Linked DNA regions of Homo sapiens: region 1 is linked to region 2. The links are chromatin loops, found by intact Hi-C in ENCODE. Cell type or tissue: K562. All regions are shown on one strand. Each heading gives the region's core, and the rest is flanking DNA. Links, peaks and the distances in the headings are about the cores only.

Region 1 (10,966 bases), core at 3,791-7,790, 110 kb after region 2:
CAAATGACTTCTGTCTGATAAAGAAGATAACCCCAAAGGTTATAGTTTTATTGCCCTATAGGATAGTAACTAGTTTTATTTCTAAATTAGCAATCTTATTTCAGTATTCTGTATTTCATTGACTGTATACACTTCAGTCTTTCCTGTATTACATTGAACCAGATGTGCCATCCTGCTGAGTTAAAATAAATTTTTGACATATGCTTAATATATATTTGTACAAGACTCATGTTTTTAATTTCTTGAAAACTACATCCTGATAAACCAATTACCTATATTAATGGAAATTTTCTTTCCTATTGTTTTCTCCGTTCTCTTAACATTTTTCATTTCCATTGTAAATTTGAAATTGAAATAAATTTTATAGATCCTTTATTCTTTTAATATAGGAAATTTGTCAACAACAAAAACAAGTGTATATATTTAAAAGTTTTAAACCTGATTGTTTTAGGCTGTTTAATTTTTGTGAACCTAATGATTTCAGTCAGGCCCACATTTCTGAAATGAGCGTTATGTCAGTGTAAGCTAATTTAACACTTTTATGCAGTTTTCATAAGTGATTGTACAACTATTTGATGTTTATTGTTGAGTTTGTGAAGCATGACACCACAAAATCATAAAAATGTTCTAATATCTGTAACCAGAACTACAGATAAGGTAGTGATAACATTTAGAGAACATGTTTTTGAATAGTGATTTGCTTTTATAAAGATTAAACTTTTAGAATTATGAATATAATGTTTAATTTGCATAAGTTTATGTCTACTCTTTACTCCTCATAAAATATTCTGACAAGCTTTGCAATAGGGAAGAGGGCTGTTAGGGATGTCTTAGATGGGATTCCAGCATTGGATAATAAATTGAACTTATTGGATTAGGTTTTAATTAAACCTTAATCTGAATTAAGGTTTTCATTTAAAAAAAAACCCTTACATTAGTCTTTCCTCCTTTTGTTAGATGATTGCACTCAAGTAACTGTCTTATATACTTTTAACTAATATTTACTTCATAGATATTAATTTAATTCTTCTAGAATGCAGACTCTATGATGACCAGGCCAGGTCTATTTTATTTACTATTGTGTTCCAGGCACATTTTCACAAACAGCCTGTTTGGAAGTTACTAAAACACAGAATAAGTGGATATGAAATGGTAGAGCCATTCCTTTCCAGACAAATGTTTGGTTCTCAAGTCTTGGAAGATGATAAACATGAGAACCCAGAAAATGCAAAGAAGGAGAGCTCTGAGGATAAAAATAGTTGTACATAACAAAAGTTCCCCACTGCCAACTCATTATTGCCACGTCCTGCCCTTTTTCTCTCTCTTCTTCAGATTTCTTCCTCCTTTCACTGCCTCACTGTCTTTTGTGAAAATGAGTACTTTGGGTATTGTTTTGATTCTGTGTAGGTCACCAAGATCAAGAAATGTAATAAATGCCTTTATCTGGGCACAATGGTGAAAGATTTCCTTGATGTTCAAGTTTTAACTTCTTTCTCATAAAATACCAGAAATAATGTTTCTTAAAATTTGGAATACATAGCTATATTTAAATTGAAATATATCTGTAAACTATCTAGCAAATTTGTAATTTTTATCTACATAAACAATTTTTTAAAATTTTATGAGTAAACTAAGTTATATGTAACACAGTTTAGGTTGCTAATTCTTATGGTCCAGTGAGATTAGATATGTAAATACAGTTATTTTAAATGCATAAAATATATTTATCTCTCTCACTAGAGTCACTAAGTTGGGCAAAATCTTCATTTCTTTGATTTTCCCTGTCATCCAGCCTTGAGCGCAATTGTTCCCAAATATTTTGAAAGGCTATTATGGAACGATTTTTCTTTTTTCTGGGTTTCTAAATGACTGGACACACACACACACACACACGGCCCAGCTAACATGGAGCAAATTATCTTCCACCCTTCCCCAGGTCAGACGTGGCACTCTAAATCCTTCACAGATAATCTGTGAATAAAAACACACCCATAGACCTAGATATTAGTATTTTAAGTGACAAGGGTATATTCCAGCGTTCATTCATAAACTGAGCCAAGCTCAAAGTACATTTTTCCTGAAGAAACAATGTTGTAAACATTATAAATGATGAGTTTCTCAGGCCAGGCCACACAAGTCCTATCTAATCTGTGTTTGTCCATTGAACTATTCCTCTATCCATCAAACACCTAGAGAGTTTCTACTTTATGCCAGATTCCTTGCCCTGCATCGGACCACATCAGAATCATTGACAGTATATTTACAGTTAATAAAACTGAGGCTGGGCGTGGTGGCTCACCCCTGTAATTCCAGCACTTTGGGAGGCCGAGGCAGGTGGATCACTTGTGGTCATTTGTTGGTCAGGAGTTTGAGACCAGCCTGGCCAACATGGCAAAACCCTATCTCTGCTAAAAATACAAAAAGTAGCCAGGCACGGTGGTGGATGCTTGTAATCCCAGCTACTTGGGAGGCTGAGGTGGGAGAATTGCTTGAACACGGGAGGCTGAGGTGGGAGAATTGCTTGAACCCGGGAGGCACAGGTTTCAGTGAGCTGAGATCACACCACTGCACTCCGACCTGGGTGACGGACCGCGACTCTGTCAAAAAACAAACAAAAAAACTAAAAGACATGGTATACCAACATTTGGGCAAATTTTGGCAACAGCCTAACAATAAATTGGCTTTTTAATCTTTTATTTATAAAATAGTGCCACAAATATTTATCGGAGAACTACTATGTGCCAAAGTCTGTGCTTGCCACTAGGAATGAAAGAATGAACAGGGTAGCTCCTGCCGTCAAGGAGCTGAACAGCAGAACTCGGAGAAAAAGCAGGTTTGATTAAAGGAGAATGGAAAGGTAGGTACAGATGTAACATTTGGAAAGGATGGTGACTTCTGTGAAAACAAGCACTAGATGTTATAAATAAGACTCTTCAACATGTCAGCCATGATAAGCCACTTTTTTTTTAATCTCAAAAACCAAAGAGACAATTTCTGATGCCTTTGAATGAGGATTAAAAGAGAGTGGGAGGGAGAAAGGAATTAGGCAGAGTATGAGGAAGATATCACCTGGGATGAAACTAGCAGATAGGGAAAGCCTGCATGGAGCCTCAGTGCACTTAGGAGAGTACACTTGGCTGCATTTCCCCACAGTGGTCCCTTCATTATGCAACTGCATAGTTGCCAGTCTGGAGCAAGAACACTGGGTAGGTAGAAATGGTAGGAGGCAGCAGTCAGCTTAGAGTAAAGGGTGAAGTCTCAGTAACAGCCTGTGGGGGACTGCATGGTCTCTGACTTCCTTTCCTGTGCTTTCTCTGTTGCTATCTGCACCTAAGCATGATCCTGCCTCCATGCCTTTGCCTTACATTGTGTATTCTCTGCCTGGTACGCTCTTCCCCCAGTTACCTGCACAGTTTAGTCCCTTACCTCATTCAGATCTGTGCTAAATGTCACCTAACTAAATCCTTCTCTCACCTCCCTATTTTAAATAGCACTGCCCCAGAGTCCCTCTTGGTTTTATTTTTCTTTACAGCACTGATCACTACATGACCTTATTTATTTGTTTATTGCCTATTTCCTTCTAGGATGCAAGGTCCGTGAGAACAGGGGCTTTGTCTGGTTCAGTGCTATATTTCCTGTGCTGAGAACATAGCCTCGCCCACTGTAGAAGGAATTAGGAGGTGCATTTTCTAAGAAGGGGCTTTTAGCATAGAAAGACCCTTTTCCTAAAAACCTTTTAAAGAGGAATTTTTTCAGCCTATCATTTACTTTTATTTAAGTTTAAGACCACTTTGGTGAGGGATGTGCAGCTGGTGGTAGTATTCTTCTACTAGAGAGTTGTGAGATGAGCCATTTGTCATTGCATTACTTTTGATCTTACACATTTTTTCTACTTTCAGCTTCTTGAGAAATTCAAAATCTACAGAAAAGTTGCCAAAATCTTTCAATGAACATCCGTATATCTCTCACTTAGATTCACTGTTTAACATTTTGCCCCATTTGCTTTATCTCTGTATATACATGTTACTACAATTTTCAATGAACCATTTAAGAATAGTTGCAGACATGACCCTTTACCTCTAAATACTTCAGGTTGTATCACCTAAGAAAGGACATACAGTTACTATATTCAGGAAATATGGCATTGTTATAATAGTATCTAATGTGCAGACCTGTCCCAATGATATCCTTTATAACCGTAACAATAATGAAGTCCCAATTCAGTAAACAGTCTAAAATCACACACTGTATTTAGTTATCAAATTTCTTTAATCTTTCTCAATTTTTCTTTGTCTTTCATGACATTAATATTTTCAAAAAGTGTAGGCCATTTGTTTTGTAAAATGGCCCTCAATGTGGACTTATTTTATGTTTCCAAATGATTATAGTCAGGATAGACATTTTGGGCAGAAACATTACATAGGTGATAATGTATCCTCCTAAGAGCATCATCTCAGCAGGTACATAATGTCAGATTATCCCATTATTAGTGCTGTTAGATGCAATCACTGTTTAGGTAGCATCCAATGGATTGCTCCATTGTAGGGGTACCTTTTCCCCTTTGTAATTCATAAATTTATAGTATCAATTTTAATTACATGAAATTAGACTATCTCTGTCGAGAGACACTGTACAACTATGTAAATATCCTCTACCCAGCAATTTTTTCTTAATAGTTTTAGGATCCCTGGAGATTCTTGCCTGAATCAATTAATAACATGGTTATAAAATAGTGATTTTATAATTCTTTCATTCCTTACATAAGTTGACATTCTCTTGAAAAGAAGGATTCTTCTTTTCCTCCCATTTGTTTATTTGCTTGCTTGTTGTAAATATGGACTCATGGATTATTTTCTTTAAATTCAGTGTGTATGATCCATTCCTCTTGCTCATTTTGATGCTCAGATTGTCCTAGAGTTGGCCTAACTGCACTGATCCTTGGCATCTGGGGAGAGAAATACCTAATCCGGGAGTAAGAGACATTTTTAGTCCATTCACAGTGCCACTTCAATTTTAATTGTGTATGAATCACCTGAGGGCCCAGATTCTGCATTCCTAACAAGATCCCTGCTGATGCTGGCTGATCTGTGGACCCTGGCTGAAGTAACAAAGCTGTAGGCATCTATGGGCTCATTGGAAAGAGCCAAAACACATTGCTCTCCCTGTATTAGTATGAAAAATTCACCTCATTATCATGGAAGAGAATGATCTCTTGGAAAATATATGAACTCTGGTAGGCATAGGGGAGAGAGGATGTGTACCCCACCTGCTTGAGTCCCAGAAATCATGATAATGAGGAATGCTGGCCTCACACTCATGCTTATTTTGCATTTCTCTTGAAATCCTGAACTTTCAGGGAGCTGGCTTCAGTTCCTGGTTTCTGGGACCATGGGAAATAGTGACACCTTCAGTGTTGGATGTGTCTCTACTGGTTTTCTGTTAGTCAAACCAAACTTTATTGGTACCAAGGGAAGTTAGGCAGTTTAAACTCTCCTAATCAAAAAGAAAATTCTCATTTTTCTTGCTCTACAGGAGTGTGAGCTTTCTGCCATTGGTAGGTTTCAGTGGCTTTTGGTCAAATACTTTTTTTCCCTTTAGAAGTAATTTATAGGCAGATTGTTGTTGGCACTCTGGCCATTTGTAGTTTGTTACTGTTACATTCAATTCATTTATTCAGAATTCCAAATATACATAGTATTTTGTGTTGCTTAGTAACTTTGTTTAATGTGTTTACATTTTATCATTAATCCTTTTTTCTGACATAATTTCATTTACTCATCTGTTACCTGACTAATATTTTCCCTTAGTCTATTAATTATGTTAATTGATGGAATCTTCCTTGTAGAAGAAGAGAACTTTACAAGTGAGGGACTTCCTCTTTAGACATCTGTCAGAAGTCAGAGGATGGGGCTGGGCACAGTGGCACACACCTGTAATCCCAGAACTTTTGGGAGGCTAAGGTAGGAGGATCATTTGAGACCAGGAGTTTGAAACCAGCCTGGACAGCATAGTGAGGCTTTGTCTTTACAAAAAAAATTAGATTAAAAAGAAAAAGGAGGCCGGGCGCGGTGGCTCACGCCTGTAATCCCAGCACTTTGGGAGGCCGAGGCGGGTGGATCATGAGGTCAGGAGATCGAGACCATCCTGGCTAACAAGGTGAAACCCCGTCTCTACTAAAAATACAAAAAATTAGCCGGGCGCGGTGGCGGGCGCCTGTAGTCCCAGCTACTCGGGAGGCTGAGGCAGGAGAATGGCGTGAACCCGGGAAGCGGAGCTTGCAGTGAGCCGAGATTGCGCCACTGCAGTCCGCAGTCCGACCTGGGCAACAGAGCGAGACTCCGTCTCGAAGAAAAAAAAAGAAAAAAAAAAAAAAAAAAAGAAAAACGAAGAAAGGAATTGGAGGATATCTGCTGATAGGAGTAGAGTCTCCCAGTTTAGTAGCTATCAATGGGCATTAGGGAATGAATGAATGAATGTGGAACCAATATGCACGTGTCAACTCAATGAGATTGACATGTGGAAATTGAGATTCCCAAATGGGTGTTTTTGTTTGTTGTTTATTTGTTCCTTTTAATCTCTACCATTTGTGTCTTTTGCCACTTCTGGCATTTAGATGGATAGCAGATCATAGCATTAGACAATCTATAAAGCTTGGGCAATTTCTAACATATAAATGATTTGCAACTTCATATGCCCCACTGCTCTCCCTTAACGCTTCCTTCTTCCTAGAGGGATGGGCCCCCACCTGTCTGCTGGGAGATTTGGATGCCCTTCCCCTTATAGCAAACAGTCCACCTGCTGCTTGAGATCCTTTTTCTGCCAGAGAGTGCTACAGCTCTTGTGCTTCCTGGTCACAGCACACACTTGTGTTCATTGAACGATGTGGAGTTAGTATGAATTTTATTCCCCATCTCTCAATTATGTATATGTTATAGAAGGGTGTTTAACGTAGCCACACTGTGAAAACATTACTCATTACTTCTAAATGCTAACCTGCAAATCTAGTAAGATACACAAGGTGGTACCTTTTAAGTCATCTTTGTTAGAGGATGCCACCTGAAGATCTCTAATGTCAAACTGGATAACTGGCTTAGCTTGGTAAGAGATCATTGGCCCACAGAGGTTCAGTGGTTGCTATAGAAGCACAGGGCCAGCAGAACCTGTGGTCTGTGGAGGCCACTAGCACAGTATTCAAGGGCTTTGTCATGGCTGGGTGCCAACACCTGGTGGAAAGCAGAAAGGCTGTTTCAGTGCCTCTAGTGCTAGACACCTGGTACCAATTAAGACCACACCTGCTTTCTGTTGTTTGGTCTCTCCCTTTCTCTGTCCTGTGAGCTACATTTAAAAATAATCACTGAAAATCAGAAATGTTTCCAGTTCTAACTCAAATCACTGTAACATCTCAAAAATGTGTATGTATTCTGGAGATAGTAGTAAGTAGGAGAGCAAGTTTCACCTATTCTCTCATTTAAATGTAGAAGAATATCTCATTTTTTCAGACACGAAGAATTATCAGACAGGTGAGCTGCTTCACACAAAAACCCAGAAGGACTATAGTAGCATCCTTTACAGTGCCTAAAGCAGTGTTTACCATGCATTAGGTACCAGGAGGCATTTGTTAAATAAGTGGTCCAAAGCAAAAAGGAATGGTAATGGAGTGCATTTTATTTTTATTTCCCATCTTATCAGCTTTTTGCAAGCATTATTTTGATTACAGCAAACTTAAATTCCTCATTAGATTTCCAATGCTATGTTTGAACATTGCTTGAATGTCAGTCCCTGGCTGTTTATGCACATGTATACAATACTGACTTGGCTATATCCAGACACAGAAATGCATACTTTGTTGATGTGATTAGCTGGGGGGATTAGTTGTTAAGTTAAAGAATATTCTGGAAAGTTAGGTGGTGCCTTTAATGTCTGAAAGTCTTGAAATGATTTCTTAGAGTGTTTCTCCATGACAGTGTGCTGTGTTACTCTTACTGTATTGCTATAGAGGTTATTGTAAATTTATCCAGCATTTGTTGAACTCCTGCCAGGTTCCCAGACCTTTGCAGGGGCCATACTTGTCCCTGCCTTCAGGTCATTTACTATCGGACCTGATCTGCATAAATGTGAAACGTCAGTACTGACCCAAAACCAACTTAGGTATCAGGTTCATGGGTCTCCAGCAGTTCTTCTATCTTCATAGGAAGAGAGATTCCTATGAGGTAGAAAGGCTGGAAGAATGAACAGTTTAGGAAGATGTAGAATTGCAACTGAATAGTGAAGAAGAGGAAGAGGAGGAGGAGGGAGAGCATTCCAGTTAGTAGGGCTCAGTGTAAGCAGAAGCTAGAGGTTGGCATTCACACTGTGTTCAAGGGATAGTGAGAAGCCTGGTCGAGTTGTTAAAGTAGAGGCTTTGTCTTGGAAAGAGTGGAGACAAGGTTATAGAGCTTATCTGGAACCAGGCCCCAGAGGTGTTGCAGTGCTGCAGAGCAAAGTGGTCTGGAAGGTGGTTGAGCAGCACTAGAATGGTTCAGGAGCTGCACCACAAGGTTCCACTCCTGCCTCCATTGTCAGGAGCGGTGTGATACTGGTTGTTGCACAAACTCTCTGTACCATGGTTTCCTCATTTATAAGATGAGGACAATGATTTTATTTATCTTACAGGATTGCTATAAATAATAAATGAAACAATAATGATATAAAATGCTTAGCAAAATACTGTGTACTTGGAAGAGCTCATTCCATTGTTAGTTATTAGGCAAGGGAGAGACATAAAGCTGATACTCAGAAATAGGTTAATTGAAGCTTGAGAAAGCTTTGTAGAGTTGCTTTTTGCCTTCATGCAGTTGAAAATGAGGTGTTAGAGGTGTCACCATAATTTCCACACTGTTCAAGAAGGCACGGGAAGATACATGAAATATTGTGTTGCATGAGGCCATTCTGTTTTCACTACATCCCCATTTCACAGATTTGATGAACATGCTTAAAAGCCATTGAGAAATAATTAGATCAGAGTAATTTGGAGTGTCTCTTAATAGTCACAGAGAACTCTTATTCTGGTCAGTTAGAGGAAATGAATTATTTGACCAGAAGTAGCTGGAAGTTTGGTTTGCTTTTTTTTCTTGATTAATATTTTATATTGTATACTCAGAGGCTACTCTACTGACAGGAATGAGATAGAGAATTGAATCTGAATAAATCAAAGTGGAAAATAACTATGAATATCCCTAGAAGAATTGTACAGCCTAACTTCTATAACGCATGCCCACTAATTCTGTTTGTTGTGTTCACACTTTGGGTAGGTAAGAAAATGGAAGGCAGCTCTCTATAAAAACAAGAGTTCTGTTTTAATACCCTTGCTTAAAGTTTTTCTTTAATCTTAAGATTTTTTTCTTAGCTGGAAGTAAGTTTAATTCATCTATTGGGACGTTTGGATTTTTATTAAGCTTGATGTCTCCTCTCTTTGTAAAGATCTGAATAAGTTGTGCTTCAGACTCATCTTCATGGTAGAAACTATGAAAAATTGTACAGCATATGTGTTATACTATATGAAGAAATACCATCTTCAAAGGATAATATTACACTCACATTTTAATCACAATAAGTTATACTTCCTAAGCGCTGCTCGTCTGTATCTTATTCTGAATATTATAGATGTTTCCATATCTGGTATAGAGAGTGTTCTTATGTGCAGTTTAAGTGTTTTCAAGGGTCAAAGCTTGTAAATGCTAATAGTTTCTTGTTTAGCACTCCAAATATAATGCCATGCATTTACTGGCATGAATAGTTATTAATTAGTATTAATTCTATTTGTGTTTTAGAAAATGTAAGAGAGATGAATCAAAAGTATGACTAATATTTGAAGGAACACATCTATTTCTTAGTCTGTGCAGTCCTTAAAATATACTCTACATATGTGTGGATATATCTGTATGTATTTGTATATACGTATGCATAAGTAACCTCTATTTGGCTACAAGTAGCACAAATTAGTTCTGTGTCAGATATTATAAGTATGTTTCTGTACTTTGTTCATTAACTTCATTATTTTATTTCATTAAAAAAAATTTTTTTTTAAGATGAAGTTTTGCTCTTGTTGCCCAGGCTGGAGTGCAATGGCGTGATCTTGGCTCACTGCAACCTCCGCCTCCCAGGTTCAAGCGATTCTCCTGCCTCAGCCTCCCGAGTAGCTGGGATTATAGGCATGCACCACCACACCAGGCTTTTTTTTTTCTTTTTTTTTTTCTTTTTTGTATTTTTAGTAGAGATGGGGTTTCTCCATGTTGGTCAGGCTGGTCTCAAACTCCCGACCTCAGAGAGGTCCCCACCTCGGCCTCCCAAAGTACTGGGATTACAGGCGTGAGCCACCATGCCCAGCCACTTCATTATTTTAATGTGCCACATTAAGTGTTATGTACTACATGTTAAACATTAAACAGATTTATTCTAAATGCCTGCTATGGGTTGAATTGAGTCTCTCAAAAAGAACTGGTGAAGTCTTAGCCTCTGCTACCTGTGAATATGACCTTATTTGGAAAGGTCATATTCTTTGAAGGTATAATCAGTTTGGGCTCTTAATTCAGTAAGACTCATGTCCTTATAAGAAGAGGAAAAGGCCAGGCATGGTGGCTCATATCTGTAATCCCAGCATTTTGGGAGGCCAAGGTGGGTGGATTGCTTGAGCCCAGAAGTTCAAGACCAGCCTGGGAAACATGGTGAAATCTTGTCACTACAAAAAATACAAAAATTATCTGAGCATGGTGGTATGTACCCATGGTCCCAGCTACTCTGGAGGTTGAGGTGGGAGGATCACTTGAGCCTGGGAGGTTGAGGCTGCAATGAGGCGTGATTGCACCACTGCATTCTGGCCTGGGAGACAGACTTTGTCTTAAAAAATATATGTTAAAAAAAAAAAAAAGGAGAGACAGACAGACAAGGAGAATGTCATGCGAAGATAGATGCACAGAGAGAAGACGGC
Region 2 (10,966 bases), core at 3,214-7,213:
GCTATCAAGAGTGTGGCTAGCTGACAGCCCCCAGTACTTAGCACTTTTGGGTCTACCCTGGCTTTCAAGCCAAGACCACACTATTCTTACAGTGACTCCTAGACAATGGCTGGGCAAAGCAGTGGTATCTAAGAGCATGTACATCTTGGAGTGACCCCCAGCTAGAGTTGCCAGATTTAGCAAATAAAAACACAGAGCACCCAGTTAAATTTGCATTGCAGATAAACAATGAATGTTTTTTACTATAATTGTGTCCCAAATATGGCATGAGAAAGACATACTTTAAAAAAAACTCATTGTTGGCTGGGTGCAGTGGCTCACACCTGTAATCCAAGCACATTGGGAGGCTGAGGCAGGTGGATCACTTGAGCCCAGGAGTTCAAGACCAGCCTGGACAACATGGTGAAACCCCATTTCTACAAAAAAAATTTTAGCTGGGTGTAGTGGAGTACTCCTGTAGTCTCAGATACTTGGGAGGCTGAGGCAGGAGGATTACGGAGGATTACTTGAGCTTGGGGCAGAGGTTGCAGTGAGCTGAGAACTGCACTGCACCCAACTTGCAACAGTTGGTACCAAGAAAGGTTTGAGAAATGATGTGGTAAGATAAAGACTTGGGAACTAGATCACTCACCACTTCGCTGGTTTTAAGGACATCATGCCTGGTGGTAGGTAGTGTACAGACAGCCCATGGCATGAGATGGAGGTCCAGTTATTTAAAAGGTTCACCAATGGTAGACCAGGATGGCATGTAGGAAAAGAGGAATGCATTGTTTCAAGCATTAGAATGTAGGGGAATCTCTATGTACGAAAATAATAGAATTTGCTGATTATTACTAAGTTACATTGATGCCCTACTGGAGGATAAAGAAAAGCTGAGAATACTTAAGAAACCACTGAAACTAAGTGTGCAAAGAGTTTCTACAAAGAATCTATGACTGTGAGTGAGCAGCAAAAGCTGAAGATGAAACACAGGATTTAATAGAGCTACTGAATTTCAAAGACATTTGAATGCTCAACAAAAGCAGGGCTGTTAGACCAAAGTCAGGGCCCCAGTTGGCAACAGCTGGGACTCTAACACATGGGACTGAAACATTCCTAGATTCCTCTGAACCTTCTGAACCTGTAGGGGTGGCTCACCCTTCTCAATTAAGAGCTAGCACATTCCTTGTGTAAAAAGATGATACAAGGGGCTTTCCCCTAAAAGGCAACAGGTGGCTCCCTCCTCCACTCCTGGACATCAGCACACATCACAACACATCTGAACCAGGAATATGCTGGGCCTGATAAGGAGTAAAGTGACCATGGCACAAATGAGCTGCAAGATGGCATCAGAGTGAGCCATCAGGGATCAGGGTGCTTGATCAAGATGGCTGCAACATAAGTCTGGATAAAGGAGAGTTGCTTTTTGTTTTTGTTTTTTTTTACTTGGGGTCACTTTGTTGAGATACAGGATTTAACACCCCAGGAAATGATGCAAACTTGCTTCTGCGAACTTGCTGCTAGGGTACCTCCTAGAAGCCTAGAGAAAGTGGTGGCCCCCACTGAGAGATTGAAATGCCTGCTTGCCATGGAAGACATAGGGGAAGTGGTTAAAAGGCTCGGGGAGGTAGGATTGCAGGAATGGGTGTATTAGGAGAGGCCAGAAAGCCAATCAGAGGACACACCATTTACCAAGGCCATCAGGAATGTGGGGCCAGGGCTGACAATAGAAGAGTCTGTCACAGAACTTGGCTTTCTGATGACAGTGGGGCTCTTGGGTGCTCCCAAAGCAATTTGACACCAGGTGGTGGTACTTAACTGCCAGAAGCCAGGAGATTGTAATTATCATAAAAAACAATAAGAACAGAGTGGCAGTCAAGAGGGCCTAACCTATAGATGGAGACGGTGAATAGAACTTAGCATTCTTAGGGACAAACTAGACAGCCAGCAAGAGTGCTGTTTGTCATATGTTTGACATATATTACATACATGTTATATATGTAATCAGAAGAGAGGAAGAATGGGTTAGCAGGAGGCTGAGGGCAATTGCCTCAATAAAAAGTAATAATAACTTTGCCAAATTTCCAGGCCTGAGCTGATTTTCAGATTCAAAACCTGTTGGCTAGGTCTGCAAGGAGACTAGGTGACCAGGTGACTAGGTCTGCAAGGGGAAGAACCCTACAATACCTTGGCAAGTGCACACTGTGATGATTCCCAGTGTCCTTCTCCAAAGGAACCTATTGCCATTGACTTGATTGACTTTACACTGAGAAAAGAAAAATAGCCAAACCTTCCAACAGCTGTTGGAGGCAGGGTCTGAATCATCATTGATACGTAAAGACCTGAAGCATGATCATGGGCTCCTGTGAGAAGCGGAGGACATGGATGTTAGGCAATAAATAGATTCCTGGCCAAAGAATGGTTTATAGTGAGTCCACTGGTCCATGGGCCCATACAGGGGTCATTTTTCCTGTCCAAAAATGTATTATTGGTATTATTATACTTGGCAGTTGATGTAACTCCCTCACTAGGTCCTTGGCTTTTAGACAAGAGTTGTCATAATGGAGAAGGCCAAGTGTAGGGCTCAGAAATTGCTGGCTACGATAAGTAAATCAAAAACAGTATTACACCCTGGGGGAATAGTAGAGATTAAAGAGGCAAGGATGCAGGGATGGTGGTCCCTGTCATATCTCCATTGAATTCCCTAGTCTGGTCCTTTCAGAAACTGAATGGATCCTAGAAAATGACTGAAGACTACCACAAGTACAACCAAGCAATGACCTTGATCATATCTGCTGTGTCCAACATAGTGCCATTGTGGGAGCAGATAAATATGGCCTTGGGTTTATGGTACCCAACCACCAATTTGGCAAATGCATGCTTTTCAATCCCCAATAGAAAAGGCCATCAGAAACAGTTCACATTCAACTAGAATGGGCAATATGTGTAGAACCGATATTCCTGATGGACCAGGGGACCTCTTAGTACTCCCTCGACCAGTTGTGACTATGAATGGACAAAAGCAGCAATGCTGGTCTAAAATAGGTATAGTTACCAGGGGCTCAGAGTCTGGGGCTCACCACTGGGTAGGCTACCCAGACCAGAAAAGGTAGTAGCTGAGGGCAAAGAGAATTTAGAATGGTTGGTGAAAGAGGGGACAGTGAGCATGGTTGTAGCCCCAAGACCAACTGCAGCAATGAGGGGCTGCAGTTTGTCCCTCCTTCTTATAGGTTTTCCCTTAGGAAGAAGGGCCCACCAGAGCCTTGGAAAACTGCCCCTTGCACAGTTTAAGGGATGGACTGTGGCAGAAATGTGGCAGAGATGTGCTGCTCAGATCCCCCTTCAAAAAAAAAAAGCTGGGTTTTAAGGACTGTCATTGGCTGGTAGCTTTTAGCTTCTTCAGAGTTGATTCTGTTTTCACGGTAGCCCCTAGCCAAAGGCAGAGCAAGGCCTGGCCAATTCCATCCAAAGCTCTAGTGTGTAGTCTACTCCAGAGATCCCTGTTGGTCGGCAGCGATCTGCCGCATGGTCTGGCAGCTGTTTCTAGTTGCCTCCCTCCACCAGACTGAACAATGCTCCCCCTAAAAAGATATGTCTGCATCCTAATTTCTGGAACCTGTGAATATAACCTTATTTCAGAAAAGGGTATTCTTTACAGATGTGATTAAGTTGAGGATTTTGAGATGAGGAAACCATCCTGGATTACCCAGGTGAGCCCTAAATGTAATCACGTGTATTCTAATAAGATAAACACACAGAGGAAAAAGACACAGAGAAGAGGAAAAAGCCATGCGACCACCTAAGCAGAGACTGGAGTGATGCAGCCACAAGCTAAAGAGTGCCTGGAGCGGCCAGAAGTGAAAGGAAGAGATTCTCCACCCCACCCCCAGCCTTTGGAGGAAATGCAGCCCTACTGATACCTTGATAATGGACATCTGAACCTGAATGCCTCTAGAACTTCAAGATAATCAATTTTATTGTTTTCAGCCACCAAGGTGATAGTGATCTGTTGTGGCAGCCCTAGAACATGGATGCGCTCCTCTTTTCTTTTCAGAATCTCTCCTCAATCTTTTCTGCTCCTGACTATGACTCTGTTTCTGCTTCTTGGAGCAACCTGTCTTGCAGCAGGCTGAACAGTGCAGTAGGATCACAATCAGAGCAGTAGGATCACAATCAGTAACACAATCAGAGGGTATGATTGAAAGGGCATGGAGGAAGGGCATCTAGCCCCAAGGCAGAGGGTGGAGGGGCAGGGAGGACAATCTAGAGCAAGTGACATCTCAAGTGGCCTGAACGATGGCAGGAGCCAGCTAAATCAAGGGACACTAAAAGGAGAAAGTGTCACACCTTCAAGAAACTAAAAACCACTCAATGAAAGGGAAGGATGAGCTGTGTGAGGTCGGAGCGGCAAGGCAAGCAGAGGCTGGATCCAACTGGCTTGGTGAGTGATCTCCGGTCTTTGTATTTAATCCTAAAAGGATTTAAACAGAGTGCCCTGAGCAGCATTTCACTAATAAAGATGAATTCATTTGGCTTAAAAGAATTGCAAGGATACAACTATTCTTGAGAAAAAGATACCACAATAAAGCCTGCTCATTTATTGATGCCCTTGTGGGAACAGCTGTGTCTCTGATCGCATGCTAAGAATGTTTCCACCGGGGAGATGGAGATATTATGAGGGCCTCAGGCAGCTTTCTCTTCATAGTGTGATAAGGACAATTTACAGCCTTTTCTCAATCAGTATTATAAAGCACTGTGTAAAGGCAGCTTCAAGTTCCACCTTCCATGCAACCAGATTGTCAGCCCTAAATCCTTTCTAAATAGAAATGCTGGAGCTGCCTTTGGCCATGAGTACCTTCAGGACAAGAAGAATTTTCAACTAGGGAGAAGTGGAAGGGATGCATGAAATGGCAGAACCATTTGCAGCCTTGGACTTCTCCTTAGGAACTGCCCAGGGGACTGTATGCGTTTATTATCTCACAAGAGCAGCTGTGGGGTATGACCAGCCCTGGTGAGGGAGAGGTGTCCGCACCACTGCACTCTAGGACGGCTCAGCCTACACAGGAAATTGTTATCTTACCTCCCTTGGGGAACAAAGGAGAAACTTTGTTTGATGCAGACTTCAAAAAAGAGTGGCCTAAGGGCCACATCTGGTGTATTTTCTTTGGTCTCCAATGCTGTGCTCTTGTTTTTAATTGAACCAACATTCAAATATTAGAAGAGTTCCCATGACAGTCCAGACTGCTAGGTTCCCTCATCAAATCAGGAGTGCTGGCTTCAGTTCACCCCCATTCCTGCAGGGATCAGAGCCCAGCAGCAGCCACCCACACTTCGCTCGGGACAAGCCTGCTCTGAGCTACACAGCGCCTCCCCACCCTGGGGATTTGGATCCACAGTACAGAAGCCAAGAGTTTTGTTTTCCTAACACGCGCATAGAAATATTTATCTGGACCCATATTCCCACCGTAAGTGGGAAAATGCAATGCTACATTGAAAGAGCCAGAATTTCTAAACAAATAGGAAAGATTCTATAGTATTTTCCCTCTGACACCAGCCAGCTTTATTTAGTTTACGTGTCTGAGCTTGTGACCCCTGACTTCAATGTTTTCAGGGTCTCAGTTCCTCTTCCCTCTTGGCCAAGTTCATCTGTTCTGCCTGTAGCACCTCGTCATTCTTCCACACTGGGCGGGCAGCCCTTGGTCCACACTCGCAGGTACCACATGGGAGACCATTTCTAGGAAACTGGGGGCTCCAAATTTCTCCAGAGAAGAAGCCTCAGACAAAATCCTGGGGGAAAGGCAGGGAGAACTTCAGCAGAAAGGCTCTGATCTCAAAGGAGATGTTACTATTTTGTTTCAGGTGCCCCTCTCTCTTCCTCTCCTCTGTTGACACACCCACACACCCAGTCTAGACCATGCCTCACTATTAAAGATACCAAGAATTAAAGTCGGCTTGTGAATTATTCTTTGTGCTAACACTCCTCCCTGCTAGGGAGCTGCTCCACTCCCACACCCCCTCTCACTCCTACCCCAGCCTATAGCATACTCTGGCCTGAAGAATTAGCAGAGGAAACGGCCACCACCAGATTCTCATCTCTTTCCCAAATGGGCTGCCGCTCCTCTGAGTGGAGAGAGGAAACTACACCTTCTCCCTCCCTGCACAGGGCCGGCACTATTTGTTTCCCTCCCAATGCTTTCGAATGAGAAGGAAGAATAATTCACAAGCCGACTCTAATTCTTGGTATCTTTAATAGTGAGGCATGGTAGACCAGGTGTGTGGGTGTGTTAACAGAGGAGAGGAAGAGAGAGGGGCACCTGAAACAAAATAATAACATCTTTGAGATCAGAGCCTTTCTGCTGAAGTTCTCCCTGCCCTTCCCCCAGGATTTTGTCTGAGGCTTCTTCTCTGGAGAAATTTAGAGCCCCCAGTTTCCCAGAAATGGTCTCCCATGTGGTACCTGTGAGTGTGGACCAAGGCCTGCCCGCCCAGTGTGGAAGAATGACGAGGTGCTGCAGGCAGAATAGATGAACTTGGCCAAGAGGGAAGAGGAACTGAGACCCTGAAAACTCTGAAGTCAGGGGGCACCTCTGCAGTGCTGGCCCTGTGCAGGGAGGGAGAAGGTGTAGTGTCCTCCCTCCACTCAGAGGAGCAGCAGCCCATTTGGGAAAGAGATGAGAATCTGGTGGTGGCTGTTTCCTTTGCTGATTCTTCAGGCCAGAGTATTCTATAGGCTGGGGTAGGAGTGAGAGGGGGTGTGGGAGTGGAGCAGCTCCCTAGCAGGGAGGAGTGTTAGCACTGACATTGTTTAGAATTGCTGGTTGCAACAACACTTTTCTTCTTCTCCCTTCTCCTTCTTCTTCTTCTTTTTGATTTCCAATTTTTATTTTAAGTTCAGGGGTAAATGTGCAGGATGTGCAGGTATGTTACATAGGTAAATGTGTGCTATGGTGGTTTGCTGCACAGATTATCTAGGTATTAGGCCCAGCATTCATTAGCTATTCTTCCTGGTGCTCGCTCTCCTCACCAACCCTTTGACAGGCCCCAGTGTCCAGAGTGTGTTGTTCCTCCCATTTGTCCATGTGTTCTCATTGTTCAGCTCCCACTTATAGGTGAGAACATGTAGTGTTTGGTTTTCCGTTCCTGCGTTAGTTTGCGAACGATAATGGCTTCCAGCTCCAACCATGTCCCTGCAACTGACACTGTCTTGTTCCTTTTTACAGCTGCATAGTAGTCCATGGTGTATATGTACCACATTTTCTTTATCCAGTCTATTATTGATGGGCACTTAGGTTGATTCCATGTCTTTGCTATTGTGAATACATGTGCGTATGTCTTTATAATGAAATGATTTATATTCTTTTGGGTATATACCCAGTAATGGTATTGCTGGGTCAAATGGTATTTCTTCCTCTAGGTCTTTGAGGAATCGCCACACTATCTTCCACAATAGTTGAACTAATTTACACTCCCAATTGTGTAAAAGTGTTGCTTTTTCACCAGAACCTCACCAGCCATCTGTTGTTTTTTGACTTTTTAGTAATAGCCTTTCTGACTGGTGTGAGATGGTATCTCATTGTGGTTTTGATTTGCATTTCTCTAATGATCAATGATATTGAGGTTTTTTTCATATGTTTGTTGGCCGCATGTATGTCTTCTTTTGAGAAGTATCTGTTACGTCCTTTGCCCACTTTTTTTTTTTTTAGTAGTGTTGTTTGGGTTTTTCTTGTAAATTTAAGTTCCTTGTAGATGTTGGATATTAGACCTTCTGTAGGTTGTCTGTTCATTCCAATGATAGTTTCTTTTGGTGTGCAGAAGCTCTTTAGTTTAATTAGATCCCCATTTGTCAATTTTTGCTTTTGTTTCAATTGCTTTTGGCATCTTTGTTATGAATTCCTTGCCTGTGTCTATGTCCTGAATGGTACTGCCTAGATTTCTTCTAGGATTTTTATAGTTTTGGGTTTTGCATTTAAGTCTTTAATCCATCTTGAGTTGATTTTTGTATATGGTGTAAGGAAGGGGTCCAGTTTCAATTTTCTGTGTATGGCTAGCCAGTTCTCCCAGCACCATTTATTAAACAGGGAATCCTTTCTCCATTGCTTGTTTTTGTCAGGTTTGTCAAAGATCAGATGATTGTAGGTGTGCAATCTTGTTTCTGGTTCTCTATTCTGTTCCATTGGTCTATGTGTGTGTCCTTGTACCAGTACCATGCTGTTTGGGTTACTGTAGTTTTGTAGTGTAGTTTGAAGTTGGGTAGCATGATGCCTCCAGCTTTGTTCTTTTTGCTTAGGATTGCCTTGGCTATTCAGGCTCTTTTTTGGTTTCATGTGAGTTTTAAAATGTTTTTTTTTCTGATTCTGTGAAGAATGTCAATGGTGGTTTAATGGGAATAGCATTGAATCTATAAAATGCTTTGGGCAGTATGGCCATTTTCATGATATTGATTCTCCCATCCATGAGCATGGACTGTTTTTCCATTTGTTTGTGTCATCTCTGATTTCTCTGAGCAGTGGTTTGTAGTTCTCCTTGAAGAGGTCCTTCACTTCCATTGTTAGCTGTATTTTTAGGTATTTTATTCTTTTTGTGGCAATTGGGAATGGGAGTTCATTCATGATTTGGCTCTCAGCTTGCCTGTACAGCAACAGTTTTTATTTCATTTTATTACTACTTTTAAATTCTCTACATAAAGGGCACCCAGGGTAGCAATGCCATGGCCCATCACCACTTGATATGCCCTTGGGGTTCCCCACTCCCATTGCAGTCTCCATTGCATTGAAGCTAGATGGTCAGGCTAGAGCCACACAGCTGAGCCTGTTATTAAGCCAGGCCTACACTAACATGCATGTCTGCCCCTGATTGAATCTTCCCAACAACACTGTAAGGTTGTATAATCAAGCTCATTTTTCAGATGAGGAGCCAAGGCTTAGGGAGGTGAGGAGACTTTCCCAAGATCACACTAGGGAGTGGTGAAGCACGGATAAGTCCAGGTTTGCCTGACTTCAAGCACTTGTCCTTTACTGATCTGCACACCCACTTTGTTTCTTTCTGGTCAGTTTCCCAATTTTCTTAGCTTCTGGCCTGGGATCTATAGTTTCTGTTTTGGCCTTGGCTCATTCCCTAGGCTGGGCTACTGGGGTATCCCTTCCCTGACTCGGACCTTTGATTTTCTGATCAACCATATTTAGGAATCTCCCTCTTTCCATGCTGCCCTTAGCTTTCCCAAGGAAGATCCCCCACCTAATCCAACCTAGCCTGTAGGAGGTCCTTGGATCTTGGAAGGTTTGCCCTTTTTCTTTTTTTTTTATTTTTATTTTATTATTATTATACTTTAAGTTTTAGGGTACATGTGCACAATGTGTAGGTTAGTTACCTATGTATACATGTGCCATGCTGGTGTGCTGCACCCATTAACTCGTCATTTAGCATAAGGTATATCTCCTAATGCTATCCCTTCCCCCTCCCCCCACCCCACAACAGTCCCCAGAGTGTGATGTTCCCCTTCCTGTGTCCATGTGTTCTCATTGTTCAATTCCCACCTATGAGTGAGAATATGCGGTGTTTGGGTTTTTTTTCTTGCGATAGTTTACTGAGAATGATGATTTCCAATTTCATCCATGTCCCTACAAAGGACATAAACTCATCATTTTTTATGGCTGCATAGTATTCCATGGTGTATATGTGCCACATTTTCTTAATCCAGTCTATCGTTGTTGGACATTTGGGTTGGTTCCAAGTCTTTGCTATTGTGAATAGAGCCGCAATAAACATATGTGTGCATGTGTCTTTATAGCGGCATGATTTATAGTCCTTTGGGTATATACCCAGTAATGGGATGGCTGGGTCAAATGGTATTTCTAGTTCTAGATCCCTGAGGAATCGCCACACTGACTTCCACAATGGTTGAACTAGTTTACAGTCCCACCAACAGTGTAAAAGTGTTCCTATTTCTCCACATCCTCTCCAGCACCTGTTGTTTCCTGACTTTTTAATGATTGCCATTCTAACTGGTGTGAGATGGTATCTCATTTTTTGCCCTTTTTCTATGAACAGGATCTGAACAACAGGAAAATACAAGTATGTGTTTATATGGACTCACATGTGTGCCTGTGTGTGCATGTGTGTATTTGCAGAAGTATAAGTGGAGATCTAGAAGTGTGAAATGGCATGGAGGTGCATGGAATGGGGCAGTCCTATTGGGACAGAGTAATTAAGAGAGATATGGGAGAAAATCTAGGAGTGACAGATGCTGACTGGATGCCCTTGTACACTTTATATTTCTTCCAGATAGATTTCCTGCCTGGAAGACCATTCCCCAGGTTAGCATTTCCTTTTCCTGCCTGATGCTCTTCAGGAACAGTTCCTGTGTTTTGCATCTTGAACATCCAGTCAGTGCTTAATCTAGCAATGCAATTTCCCCCATTTGCAGAATAAAGAGGCACTCTTCATTGATTCTTCACTAGGTCCTCTCTCCTTTATCTTTCAGACTCTGGACCTTAAGACACAGGCCTCAGCACCTGCTGTTCCTGTGCCACTGTGCAAATAGGAAGCCTTCCAGGGCACCAGGCTGCCAATGTCCTGATGCAAAAGATGGAACTGGGATAAAGGTATATTTTAAATTAACAATGCCATTTAAGTGCTACAAAATGGTTTTAGAAATGGATTTTTAATTTCATAAGTAATGCATATTCATTGAAGAAAATTAGAAAATCCATTTGTGCAAAAAGATGAAATCTCACCAACCATACAGGGAACCGTTGATAACCTCTTATTGCATAATCCCAAAGCTTTTTCCATTAAAGCGAACGTGTGTGTGTGTATGCATGTGTTTTCATAACAAGCATATACAGTTTTATAATCTGCTTTTCTAAGGGATTGATTATTATGGCTTGGTATACTTCAATAATTTTACAGAAATGCAAGTTTCTCTATATTATACTTCCTTAACTTTTTATATAATAATTTAATGCATTGTTTACCAAACAAGTTACTA

The links. Peaks named below come from ENCODE experiments on the same cell type or tissue, not always from the same donor. Only the 100,000 strongest peaks of a DNase experiment are listed, where the experiment ranks them.
Region 1: a loop joins it to region 2, with 3 times the contacts of the local background. A loop is called at or near these places in 1 of 110 quality-filtered maps.

Annotation. Positions count from the first base shown.
Region 1 is chr10:91,203,418-91,214,383 of GRCh38, forward strand. It overlaps a transcript of PCGF5 not described here. Among named protein-coding and RNA genes, the nearest start is that of PCGF5, 12 kb to the right of the region's middle. In K562, for the core only: a CTCF peak has its summit at 5,407; no DNase peak of the experiment used is centred there.
Region 2 is chr10:91,098,933-91,109,898 of GRCh38, forward strand. It overlaps LOC105378429 (a long non-coding RNA gene), which reads left to right and starts at 4,208. Exons shown (of 3, transcript XR_946203.3): 1 at 4,208-4,420; 2 at 10,460-10,580. RefSeq lists an enhancer at 4,861-4,910. In K562, for the core only: a CTCF peak has its summit at 5,347; DNase peaks (open chromatin) are centred at 4,649, 4,989 and 5,289; H3K4me3 peaks cover 470 bases.